4 separate regions of the Homo sapiens genome follow, and regions 2, 3 and 4 are each linked to region 1. The links are chromatin contacts, found by Hi-C or POLR2A ChIA-PET in ENCODE. All regions are on one chromosome and are shown on one strand. Each heading gives the region's core, a stretch centred on a gene start or an enhancer-like site at or near the end of the contact. The rest is flanking DNA. Distances are from core to core; before and after follow the strand shown.

Region 1 (3,010 bases), core at 236-2,735:
ATGTTGCATTTTCTGGCACAAAGTCACTGATAAGCACACTGCCTAGCATATAGCAGACACTCAAAAATGCTGGTTGAATGAACAAGGAGCCAACTGACACCTGTTACTCCCTATAAAATCTTTAACTTTCTTAAGCCAAAACTCAAGAAAGATGGTTGTCACATTAAGAACTCTACTAAATATCCTCTGAACGAACGAATCCTTCAAATTCTCAATTATGCTAAATGGAAAAACATAAACAACCGTTGAGAGAAATGCTGAACCAGCGGAAAAAACTTCAAAGCCAAGTTTCAACATTCCCGTAGAGCTAGATACACCCACTGACTGCTGCCAGGGTCAATTTCCCGGCCTCTTCCAGAGCTCATAAGCACCCCCAAAAAGCGCTTAGGAAAAAAAACCCAGCGCCTACTCTACCCTGGTACGCTCGACTCCTCGCACACGTAAACCTTTAAGGTGGATGTCAGTGCAGCCAGCATTGAACAGACGCGAACACGGGGAGACAAAAAAAGCATCTCCCCATATTCACAAGGGTCACCACAGACAAACTCTGAAAAGACCAAATTATTCACAAATCTAAGAGAATTGACAGATCCTCTTTGAGATAAACTATTTTCCTACAGTTTCTGGAGGCAAACAAAAACTCCAAAAACAAGTCGAACGGTCCATCTCCCCACTCCTCTCCCAAGAATGTGGCTGTTTTACATATCACACCCTGGACTCCGACAAGCGAACTCCTAGACCTTCCCGGGGCCTCGGATCGCTGAGTGGCAGAGGAGCTGCCCCGCAGAGCTTTCGGTTGCTTTGGCAGAGTCCCCGTGAGACCTGCCTGCCTGCCCACAAACTCTTCTTGGAGTAAAAGTGAAAGAGAAAAAAAACCCGACTCGTCCACCGTGACGGATGGTGGGGGATTTTAGCAGAGTTGAGTAGCCCAAAGAGGATTCAATTTCCCCCCGCCCTCGGCTGCCTCCTCCCGCTTTCCTGCGAAGCCGGACATGCCTCCTTGGTCCGCGCAAGCCCCACCACCACCCACATGGTGTGTCCGTCCCGGTCAGAGCACAAGAACTTTAAAATGGTGCCTCGGGCCACAAGGCTCATCGGAAAGAGTCACAGAGGCCCACGGCCAGCAAGTGGGCGCGGGGGGTCAGGAAAGGAGGCCCCGGGTGGCGGGTGGGGCGCCCCGGGTGACGCGCGCGTTAGTGGGCGGAGGGAGGCGCACCAGGCAAAGGAAAGGAGAGAAATGGATCGCGGCCCCTTTAAGAGGCCTTCACGGCGCTCAGGAACTGGGGGCCTCTCCACCACCCCCAGCCCGGCGTATGGGGCCCTTCCTTGGGGAGAACTATCTCCAGACCCGCTCCCCGGAGGCTCCCCTCACGCCAGGTCTCGCCCGGCCCTGCCATGGGACGGCGGCTCCTCCTTACCCCGCTGTCTGCCGCCTCTTCCCAGCTCTCAGCGACCTCCTCATCTTCCATCTTACTCGCCGCTTTCCCTCCTCCCCCACCCCCTCCCCGCGCCTGCGCTTTGAAGCGCGCCTCCGTCGCGGGCGCAGGCACGCAAGGCTTTACTCAATGGACCCCGCCCGCTGCCAAGCCCGGAAGAGGCGCCAGGCAAGGTCCCAAGTGTACATTAGGGCAGCCATCTTGGAAGGGGGCAGAGAAGGCGGAAAGATGCCATCTTTCTTAAGGGCCAACGCGTTATCTGTCTTACAGAATGGGCGTTCAAGGGAAGTCCTCATCTCGAGTACCGGAAGTGTGTTCTGTGGAACCATCTTTTCTAAGGGCAGGCAATTAAAGAAAACTTTTTTTCTTTTAAAGTGAGTCGTAGTTTTCCTAAACTACAGATAATGGTATCTTCAGAATTCTGAAAACATTTTTAAACACCAACAAATGATGAAAAATATCTGCTGATGCAGAAAACATTTTATTATTTCTGATAGGGTGAAAATCATTACAGTATTTCCTGCTCATAAAGCAGTATTCTAATCATTTATTAACACTATATCCGCTACCGTAAGGTAAAGACGGTAAAGATAATATTGCACCTCAGTTGGGAGAACCAGTGGGATTCCCAGCTACTAAGTTCTCCTGGGTCTTTAATGGTAGATAAATACGTTAGTATTACCTCTAAAAATTACTGGCCAGGCGCGGTGGCTCACGCCTGTAATCCCAGCACTTTGGGAGGCCGAGACAGGCGGATTACCTGAGGTCAGGAGTTCAAGACCAGCCTGGCCAACATGGTGAAACCCCGTCTCTACTACAAATACAAAAATTAGCTGGGCATGGTGGCACACGCCTATAATCCCAGCTACTCCGGAGGCTGAGGCAGGAGAACTGCTTGAGCCAGGGAGGTGGAGGTTGCAGTGAGCCGAGATCATGCCACTGCACTCCAGCCTGGCCGACAGAGTGAGGCTCTGTCTCAAAAAAAAAAAAAATTATTTATGTCAGGGCAGGCGTAGTGGCTCACACCTGTAATCCCACTTTGGGAGGCCAAGGTGGGCAGATCACCTGAGGTCAAGAGTTCGAGACCAGCCTGACCAACACGGAGAAACCCCGTCTCTACTTAAAATGCAAAATTAGCTGGGCATGGTGGCACATGCCTGTAATCCCACCTACTCGGGAGGCTGAGGCGGGAAGATCGCTTGAGCCTGGGAGGCGGAGGTTGCAGTGAGCCAAGATTGCGCCATTGCACTCCAGCCTGGACAACAAGAGCAAAACTCTATCTCAAAAAAAAGTTATTTATGTGGCCGGGCATGGTGGCTCACGCCTATAATCCCAGCACTTTGGAAGGGTGAGGCGGGGGGATCGCTTGAGCCCTGCAGTTTGAGACCAGCCTGGGCAACGAGGCAAAAGCCCATCTCTACTAAAAAAAAAAAAAAAAGCTGTGTGATCTTAACGCAAGTTACATAAGGATTCTATGTCTCAGTTCCCCAAGTGTATACATTAGAGATAGCTACTTCAAAAGTAGATTGTAAGAATTTAACCAGTTACTATGCTGAAATGCCTAGAACAGTGCC
Region 2 (3,010 bases), core at 242-2,741, 960 kb after region 1:
CAGGGGGATGAGCCCACACGCCTGGGGGTGCCCATCCACCCTGGTGAGGGCACACAGTGTGGATCTGATGGAATAAAGGGTAGGGGTGGGGGTAACAGGGCAAGTCACATAGGAAGGGGCCCCTTTTGACCAGGGTGGGTGTGGGACATGGGGGGTCCCTGTGGGGAGGGAAGGGGATATACGGAGTGGGGAGGAGAGATGGGGGGCCTTGCGACAGAAGCAGGGGAGCGGTGACTGCAAGCTGCTGGGTGCACGGGGGTGGGGCGGGCAGGAGCGGGAGGGAGGCCTTCCAAACCCGGAGGGGACTCGGCCCACAGGGACGACTGGAGTGAGGTTTACACCAGAGGGGCAACAGGGGCCGAGGGGTCCCTTCCTAAGGAGACCACTTGTGAGTGAAGGATTTGGGTCCTGGCTAATGAGTGGGTGGGGATGGAAAGGGCAAGTCTTTGCCCCCAGTTTGCTGGTAGACGCTAAGTAACTGGAGAGGAAGTTGGGGGGATCCCTGCCCAGAACCCACCTTGAGGGAGACCTGAGATCGCAGAGGAAACGAAAAGACCTTAAGGGAGGGAATGTGGTTGGCATGTGGTGTCGAGGGGCACTGGGGTGGGTATCTTTGGCCAGCGTGTGTTGGGGTGGGGGTGGGGAACGCGAGTAGCTGGGATCGGGGAAGGAAGGCCGCTGGGTCCTCAGCCTCGGTGTGTGCGGTGTGGGGTGGTGGAGAAGCCCCACTAACAGCGCGGAGGGCCCGGGACCCACACGTGTGGTGGTGGGGGTGGGGCTCGCGGGGCCTGGCGATTATCTGGAAGGAAGCCTGGGGTCCCCCACTCTGTGGACGCGTCTATGGTGTACCGGAGGCAGCACAAATACGAGTCTCCGCCGCGTGCCAGGGGCCGGGGGTCCCCCAGACTAACGTGCGCGGTGAGATGCCGGGTCTCGATCTGGAAGGGGCCGCCGGGTCCCCAACCCCGGTGCGTCTGGGTTCGGGGAAGCTTGGCTGACGGCAGGCTCCCGGGGCGGAGCGGGATCCGGGGATCGGGGGGTTCGGGGCCCGAGACCGGGTCGCGGGGCGGGCGGGGGGCCGGGTCGCGCGGGCACTTACTGCTTGAACATCTTCTCCATGTCCTTGATCTGCTTCCTGGAGAACTCCTTGAACTCGGTGTAGGGGTTGAAGACGCGGCGGCTGGGCGACTGGGGCTCGCCGATGCCCTGGTTGAGGTCTGCGCGCCGCAGCAGCTTGGCGCTCAGCTCGCAGTCCGCGCTGCCCAGCGCCTCGGCCGCCTCGTCGGGTGCCCCCGCCGCCGCCGCCGCTGCCCCGTTCAGCCCGGGCTGCTCCGGGGTCTCGCCGCCGCCCTCGCCCTCCATCTGCAGCCGCCGGCTCAGCTTGGTGGCCAGCTCGTCCGTGGCCATGGTGGCCCGCGCGGCACTCGCCTTGGCCGGGCCCCTGCTCTCAGCGCAGCGCCGCCGGCCGCGCTCTTCCTCTTCCTGACACTCCCCGGGCCAGGCACCGCCCCCGAAGGTGGGACTTGGGCCCTGGCGGGGACCGCGCGCCCCGCCCCCGCCCCCGGGCCCGCGCGGCGTGCGCGTGATCGCTCCCGGCCGCCGGGGGTCGAGTGTACTCTGCGCGCCCCGCCCGCCGTCGTCTGCCCCCCGCGAGGCTGGGGAGCGCGGCCGAAAGCCATGCCCCTCTTCGTGCCCACTGTAGCAGCTGAGCGGGAGGGGTCCTGCTGGGGGCCGGGGCCGGGCGGGAAAGAAGAGGGCTCCTCCCCCGCGGCTTGGGTGAGGAGCGGGGCTTGCCGGGGGGCGGGGAAGCGAGGGGGGGCGCCGCCCCACCCCCTTCTCCGGAATCCCCACGCCGTGAAGTCATAATCCTGTGTCTGTGACACCCTGTCGGTTGCTATGGAAACGACTCGCTGTTAAACACTGGCGTTCTCAATGAGGGTTGCAGGGGTTCCGAGGCGGACCTGGGGAGCAGAAACCCCTGTTTAGGGTGAACCGTGGCGGGCGCCGATGGCCTCTTGGAAGAGGACAGACTAGCAGCTGCGAGGGAGATGGGACTGGGTTTCACCCCTGAAAGGGCCCCTGGAGACAGCGGGTGAGGGACAGGGGAAGGGGCTGGTGGTCCTCTCTCCCGAGGCCCCGCACCATCACACGGATGACTTGGCACAATAGCTGCTGGGCCAGTGTTGTCGCCTGTGACTGTACTTTAGGGAAACTGACAGGGAGATCATGATGTCGCCATTTTGATGGGGTCCCCAGAGGAGAGATGTCCTCCCCAACGGCTCCTGGACAGGACTGGGGAAAGAGTTCAGATAAGTATCTCTGTGGTCTGGGCTGTCACCTTACAACTGCACAACTCTGGACCTCCAGCATCAGAACCACTGGGGCCTAGGTTAATAATACAGATTTTCAGGCTCCAATTTGGACAGACGAAACTGATCTCTGGGGTGGGACCCAGGAATCTACGTGTAAACAAGCACCCAGGGGAGTTCTGCTCACTGAAATTTGAGAATCCCTGATTTAGAAGGAGGACTATGCTCTGTGCATGTTCTCTGAAATGTTGGGTCAATCAGGACCTGTCTACTGAAACTGCTCCAACCAGCCAAGGTGCAGAGAAAAGATGCGTGCAGGGCCGAAAACCAGGGTGCTCTGGAGGCAGGGAGCCCTCGAGAATGTAAAGCCAGCAAGCTGTTACAGAGTGATTTGCACAGAACAGACACTCAGTTGATATTTGTCAATTTGCTGTGTTTAAGAACCTTGCTGAATTAATTTAAAAGGTATTTTTAAAAGAATGAAATTGAGGAAAAAACCTTCAAGGTTCAGAAAATGTGAAGTTCTCATTTACTTGTTTATGAAATTGTTTTTGAGTCCAATAAAGATGCTCAGCTAAAATGGTTTTTTTGTTTTAAATCTCAGAATTAAGTTTCTCTTAGTTTTGGGCAGTTCGGTCCAGCTACTTGCAAAAGACAGGCTTCCATATCTCCTGTATGCAGCCCTGAAGGACCCAACAGAA
Region 3 (3,010 bases), core at 356-2,855, 550 kb before region 1:
AGGGAAAGAAAGGCCAGCGGGAGAAGCGGGGTTGTCCACCTCCTGTGGGTTCCCCTTCTACCCTGGGAGAACTGGACATACACCCCAGGTGTCAGGGTGAGGGCCCTCTGAGTCTCTCCCTGTCTGGGGCTCCAGGGCGCCAACATCCCTGGCGCTCCCAAGGAGGGGGCCCGTCTGTAGCTTGGGAGTTGAACACAGACAATGGTTAGAGCACCAAAACGCCACACGCCAGCACACCAGCTGCAACTGAGTGTGCCTTTCCCAGATCCTCAAGCCACATAACTACACCGTGTGCGCCACCCACTGAGAGGAGCAGGGACCATCCGCCTTCCTGCCCACGTGGGAAACGGATGGACGGCGCCATCCACTCAGACTTCCGCAAAACCCTGGTCTGAGCTGAGCTGCCCTCTTCCTGTATCTTGGGTTCAGCCAGCTCACACCTTCCCCGGGTGGGAATACGGGATTTGGGGTTCACATCTCTGCAGCAGGCTACAGGCAAGCACGCAGGAGATGCTCGGCCCTTCCTTCTAGTTGCACCACATGCGGAATAAGTCTGGACAAATTACATCCCTGAGCCTCTGTTTCCTCATCTGTAAAATGGGTTCTTCTGTCATAAAGCTGTGCCTGCCCCACAGTGAGTTACAGTCATGATCATCATGGTGACTGCTCAGGAAAGGGACATGAGAAGAGGTAAAATGTGGGTGGTGTTTGTGGAGGGGAGCGGATGGGGGTGGCACCTGGGCTCTCAGGCTGGGAGAGGTTGCGGGTGACAATCTCCCTGATAAGGGCAGGCAGGCTGGTGATCTGAGCGTCCTGGGCCAGGTCCCGCGCGCCCAAGCCTTTCTCCTGGCACAGGACGCTGCTCTCCAGTGTCTGTGGGAAAAGCGAGAGGGTCTTCAGGGGACATGGGACCCGGGGCTCCCTGGCCTCGTGGGGAGAGCCACAGAATCCTACTGCCCAAGATACAGGTCCCCAGGAGCCCCCTCAAGATGGAGTGAAGCCTGGGAGTTAGAATCCAAAAAATCCCCATGCAAAGAGCCTCTTGTGTGCTCACTGCCCCAGGAAGAAGGCCCAGGGCCAGAGATGAGAACCAAACCCTACGGGTAACTCCCAAACCCCACTGGAGGCAGTCCAGTGTTGGGGGCCCCAATCCGGTTCCGACCCTAGATGGATGAGGATCTGGCTATGCCAGAGGTCCCCCAAGCCCTAAAATCTGGCAGTAGAGACCCCCTTCTCCCAACCCAGGGCACTGGGATGAGGGAGCCACAGCAGGTGCACCCTGTGTGTACCTCTGCCCCCCATCTTGCCAGGAACTGCAAGCGGGGGGCCCCTGTATACCCCACCACCACCACACCTCTCCCACCCCTTGATCCCCAAGACGCACACACCTCTCACCACTCCTGTTAAGTCCACGCTGCCCCGCCCCAGACAGGGTGGGCACAGCCCCCAGGACCCACCTGGATAACCGTCTCTAGTGTCAGCTCCACCTCCTGTGCCCCCGCCAGCCCCAAGCTCATGGGGGGGAGGCTGTGGGCATGCCTCCAGCCCCCTTCTCCAGGACCCCAAGACTAGCTCAGTCAGCACGCGCCACAGCCAGGATGCTGTGCTGAGCACCAGGCAGATTAAGCTTAAATCCGGCGGCGCCCCCATGTGACCACCGCGGTGGGAGGAGCAGGATGTGGGCTGAGGAGGGAGGGGATGGGAAAGGACAGGAGAGGAGGGAAGCAGAGGCAGGGAGCCAAAGGAAGAGGAAGGATGAAGAGAGGGGAGGAGAAGGGAGAGAAAAGGAGGGAGGAGAGAGAAGAGGGAATGGGAGGAGGAAACAGGGGAGACACCTGGAGGTCAGGACCTCACACACTCTTCACCCTGCGCAGGTTGCTGGGTCCTAGAGCCCTCCAAGCCCAGGGGGTGGGGTCAGTAGCCATGCGGCGGGAAAGGCCAGAGTCCTAAGTATTTGTGACCATCTTTCTGGCCCAGAACGGGAGTCACATGGTTAGCTAAGAATGAGAGGATTTACAGCATGCTGGGAGTATGTTTTCCCACAACAGGTGTAGGGCAAAGAATGCAGGCTGTGAGATCACCCAGGCCAGGCTTGGCACTTAGTTGGGCATGAGCGGTCCAGCCTGGACTGATGAGCATTTATGCAACACCTGCGGCATTCCTAGGTCTGACCTAGACACAGTGGTAGAGCCTCGAACTACAAATGCCCTAGCCTTGCCCTTCAGGCACTTATTGGGAAGCTTCTGGCCCCTTCACACCCACCCCAGCCCCCACTAGCTGGGTGCACCAGGGACACTGACTTTGCCTCTCTGAGACTCAGTGTCCTCTTACGTAAGATGTGATAATATTGGTACTCATCTCTCGGAGCCGTCCGGGGATGAAACAGTATCGTGTGTGCATACCCAGCACATGACATGGTGCTGGGGGGTCACGTGGCCAACACTCAAGAAATACTCATTTCATTCATTTGAAAATCCAGAAGGTACAGTCCCAGCCAGGCGCAGGCACTCATGCCTGTAATCTCGGCATTTTGGGAGGACAAAGCGGGTGGATCACCTGAGGTCAGGAGTTCAAGATCAGCCTGACCAATATGGTGAAACCCCGTCTCTACCAAAAATACAAAAATTAGCCGGGTGTGGTGGTGCACACCTGTAATCCCAGCTACTTGGGAGGCTGAGGCAGGAGAATCGATTGAACTCAGGAGGCAGAGGTTGCAGTGAGCCAAGATCGCGCCATTGCACTCCAGCCTGGGCAACAAGAGTGGAACTTTGTCTCAAAAAAAAAAAAAAAAAAGGCACAGTCCCTATATCCCAGGGCCCTGAGACCCAGAGGTCACCCACCACCTCCCATTGTTCTTTCCCTGGGGCAAGGAGGCTATGTGCTCTAGTGCTTAGGCGCACAGCTCTGGAGTCAGTATCAGGTCTGAGGTTGCATGTGAGACTCAGCTCTGTCACTTGCAACTATGGTGTTCAAGACAGTAAGACCTTGAACAGGTTACCTCCCTGAGCCT
Region 4 (3,010 bases), core at 292-2,791, 530 kb before region 1:
GGCCTATGTGCAGAAAGAAGAAAAAGCAGTTAGCCTGAAAGACATCACCACAGGGTAGGAAGGGTTAGGAGCAAAATGCAGTCAGTCATGCTGGGCCTCCTTTTCATTGCCATATATTTAATTTACTTGAACACATAATTTTAATTTTTTATACTTTATTTTTATTTATTTATTTATTTTTTGAGACCGAATCTCACTTTGTTGCCCCCCCAGGCTGGAGTGCAATGTCGCGATCTTGGCTCAGTGAAACCTCTGCCTCCCGGGTTCAAGCAATTCTCCTGACTCAGCCTTCTGAGTAGCTGGGATTACAGGAGCCCCCCACCATACCCGGCTAATTTTTGTATTTTTAGTAGAGACAGGGTTTCACCTTGTTTGCCAGGCTGGTCTCGAACTCCTGACCTCAGGCTCCCAAAGTGCTGGGATTACAGGTGTGAGCCACCATGCCCAGCCTAACCAAGATTATTAAACCATTCTAATTTGTCAAAAGAGTCACACTGACTTTTAAAAAATAACATAATAGACCAGATGCAGCGGCTCACGCCTGTAACCCCAGCACTTTGGGAAGCCGTAGCAGGTGAATCATGAGGTCAGGAGTTCGAGACCAGCCTGACCAACATGGTGAAACCCTGTGTCTACTAAAAATACAAAAATTAGCTGGGTGGGGTGGCGCACGTCTGTAATTCCAGCTACTCACGAGGCTGAGGCAGGAGAATTGCTTGAACCCGGGAGGCAGAGGTTGCAGTGAGCCGAGATTGTACCACTGCACTCTAGCTTAGGCAACAGAGTGAGACTATGTCTCAAAATAAATAAATAAATAAATAAATAAATAAATATAATAATGTAATGAACTTTTTCATGTCTTTATATATTAAATATTACATTATTTAAATTGTCCAAAAGCATCAAAAATTCCTCTCTGCTATCAACTTCATTTCATTTATTTTATTGTACCAAACTATCAAGACCATTAATTTAATCTACAGCTAAATCTATTATTTTTTCATGTTAGAAATTCAACAAGAAAATTTTTCCCTAATGAAACCTCACATTTCAAGCATAAGGAGCCTGGGCGAGGTGGCTCACACCTGTAATCCCAGCACTTTCGGAGTCCGAGACAGGTGCATCACTTGAGGTCAGGAGTTTGAGACTAGCCTGGGAAACATGATGAAACCCTGTCTCTACTAAAAACATAAAAATTAGCTGGATGTGGTGGCGTGTGCCTGTAATCCCAGCTACTCTGGAGGCTGAGGCAGGGAAATAGCTTCAACCTGGAAGGCAGAGCTTGCAGTGAGCTGAGATGGCACCACTGCACTCTAGCCTGGGCTACAGAGCAAGACTCTGTCTCAAAAATAAATAAATAAATAAGCATAAGTAGTAAAAATAAAATAAAAAATAAGACACAGGGTCTTGCTGTGTTATCCAGGCTAGAGTGCAGCAGGGCAATCATAGCTGACCAACTTGGAACTTCTGGGCTCAGGCAATCCTCCTGGCTCAGCTTGCCTTGTGTTTTTTTAGAGATGAGGTCTTGCCCTGTTCCCCAGGCTGGTCTCCAACCGCTGGCCTAAAGCAATCCTTCCGCCTCAGCCTGTTGAGTTGCTGGGAGTACAGGTGCAAGACATGCAGCCTAGCATTGTAGTAAAACAATTTTCAACAAATTCTATATTTTCTTTTCTTTTTTTTTTTTTGAGTTGGGAGTCTCACTCTGTCACCCAGGCTGGAGGGCAGTGGCACAATCATAGTTCACTGGAGCCTGCCTCAGTCTCCCTAGTAGCTGAGATTACAGTCATGCATTATCATGCCCTGCCAACTTTAAAAAATTAGCTAATACTTAAAAATTTGTAGAGACAGGAGTTTCACTATGTTGCCCAGGCTGGTCTCCAACTCTTTAAGTGCTGGGATTGTAGATATGAGCCACCATTCCTGGCTTAATTTTCTTATTTTAATTTTATATAAGTGATTATTATTGTTCCTAAGATAATGGAGGCAGTGACTCCTTTAACATTTTAGAGACCTAATCGGTCTAGTCCCTTCACTGAAAGAGTACGCCAACTTGTTTCATGAGAAAATATCCTATATTTATAAAGCAGGAAAATTCCTTTCACTAAACTAGGGGGCATTCTAAAGAAATGAATTGTGCTAAGTAACATCACTTAAAGTGAAAACAGAGGCAATGGTATCTATTAACAATGTTTATCAGTGAAGGAAATAAACTGAAAATATGAGTATCATTAGATCCTTGGAGGGCCTTCATTGCTGAAAATCTGAGTAATATTGTGGTACCCTTTTGAGTCCTGCAGGGCATTCTCTTTCCAGGGCATGTAACAGTGGGTGAATAATTTCTTTTCATTCATTTTCATTAAGGGCTGAACTTCCTTAATGTTCTGGAGATTACTAAATTTGATTTATATAGTTGTGAAAAGTGCTCATATTGCTGATTCCATTGCTTATATGTGATCATATAAATCTTTTCTCTTCTTTCTGTAGTGTAGTTTAAACTTAATCCTTAAAGGACATGTATTTGAATTTTTCAGCTGGTTAGAAACCTGAATATACCAATCAAAGAAAACTGCTCCTTACATGCTACAGATTTAGTTTTCTTCCTGTACTAAGATGTCTTTTAGATACAGTAAATTCGTTAAAGCCAAGAGCCCCTAGGAAATGAAGTTGGGTGGGAGGGGGGACATTGAGTAGTAAGATCACTCTTGTAATAGAGATGCCACTCTTGCAGATATTGACAACAATTGGGCCTATAAAATTTTTACCAAACATTGGAAAGACAAGATCTGAACAACTTATCATTGCTGCAGTCTCAAATTTCAGGAAATACCATTATTCTCAGGACAATAAATAGACAATAAAGAAGACTCACAGACCAGATTAGCTGTCATGTATCACCAAACAGGGACTGGATCCTTGTCAACACGACCCAACAGAGATTGTCCCCAGAAATTCACTTCATAGCCTCAAAACCAAAAACCCACACTGATGGCAAAAAATAATGATGCAAATA

Evidence for each region. Hi-C counts contacts between places; a loop is a spot of excess contacts on that map. ChIA-PET counts read pairs that join two places held with the same protein, here RNA polymerase II (POLR2A). Pooled maps may share reads with other maps.
Region 2: a map of CD8-positive, alpha-beta T cell shows a loop between it and region 1 (11-fold over the local background). The contact joins the promoter of EFHD2 here to the promoter of SZRD1 in region 1. A Hi-C loop is called at or near these places in 1 of 168 maps with a recorded cell type or tissue (CD8-positive, alpha-beta T cell), 1 of 37 single-sample maps with no recorded cell type and 7 of 50 pooled maps.
Region 3: a map with no recorded cell type shows a loop between it and region 1 (6-fold over the local background). The contact joins the promoter of CROCC here to the promoter of SZRD1 in region 1. A Hi-C loop is called at or near these places in 5 of 168 maps with a recorded cell type or tissue (CD4-positive, alpha-beta T cell, CD4-positive, alpha-beta memory T cell, mammary epithelial cell and 1 more), 20 of 37 single-sample maps with no recorded cell type and 18 of 50 pooled maps. POLR2A ChIA-PET finds 5 or more read pairs at or near these places in 5 of 52 experiments (AG04450, CD4-positive, alpha-beta memory T cell, activated CD4-positive, alpha-beta T cell and 2 more).
Region 4: a map of natural killer cell shows a loop between it and region 1 (11-fold over the local background). The contact joins the enhancer-like site here to the promoter of SZRD1 in region 1. A Hi-C loop is called at or near these places in 5 of 168 maps with a recorded cell type or tissue (CD4-positive, alpha-beta memory T cell, mammary epithelial cell, naive thymus-derived CD4-positive, alpha-beta T cell and 1 more), 19 of 37 single-sample maps with no recorded cell type and 17 of 50 pooled maps. POLR2A ChIA-PET finds 5 or more read pairs at or near these places in 5 of 52 experiments (AG04450, CD4-positive, alpha-beta memory T cell, activated CD4-positive, alpha-beta T cell and 2 more).

What each region holds. Positions count from the first base shown.
Region 1 is chr1:16,365,717-16,368,726 of GRCh38, reverse strand. SZRD1 (SUZ RNA binding domain containing 1) reads right to left here and starts at 1,485. Exons shown (of 4, transcript NM_001114600.3): 1 at 1,419-1,485. The coding sequence starts at 1,469. RefSeq lists enhancers at 689-978, 1,729-1,788.
Region 2 is chr1:15,408,369-15,411,378 of GRCh38, reverse strand. It overlaps EFHD2 (EF-hand domain family member D2), which reads right to left and starts at 1,491. Exons shown (of 4, transcript NM_024329.6): 1 at 1,100-1,491. The coding sequence starts at 1,407. The region is part of intron 1 of EFHD2-AS1 (EFHD2 antisense RNA 1); the gene reads left to right. RefSeq lists an enhancer at 869-1,731 and a silencer at 1,244-1,843.
Region 3 is chr1:16,920,526-16,923,535 of GRCh38, reverse strand. It overlaps CROCC (ciliary rootlet coiled-coil, rootletin), which reads right to left and starts at 1,605. Exons shown (of 37, transcript NM_014675.5): 1 at 1,458-1,605; 2 at 738-873. The coding sequence starts at 1,517. RefSeq lists enhancers at 1-646, 647-1,418, 1,419-2,190, 2,191-2,963.
Region 4 is chr1:16,897,771-16,900,780 of GRCh38, reverse strand. No RefSeq gene overlaps it. Among named protein-coding and RNA genes, the nearest start is that of RNU1-2, 3.3 kb to the right of the region's middle. Within about 2 kb of position 1,541, at least 4 of the 41 ENCODE cell types and tissues checked have a DNase peak (open chromatin) inside an H3K27ac peak, as active enhancers do.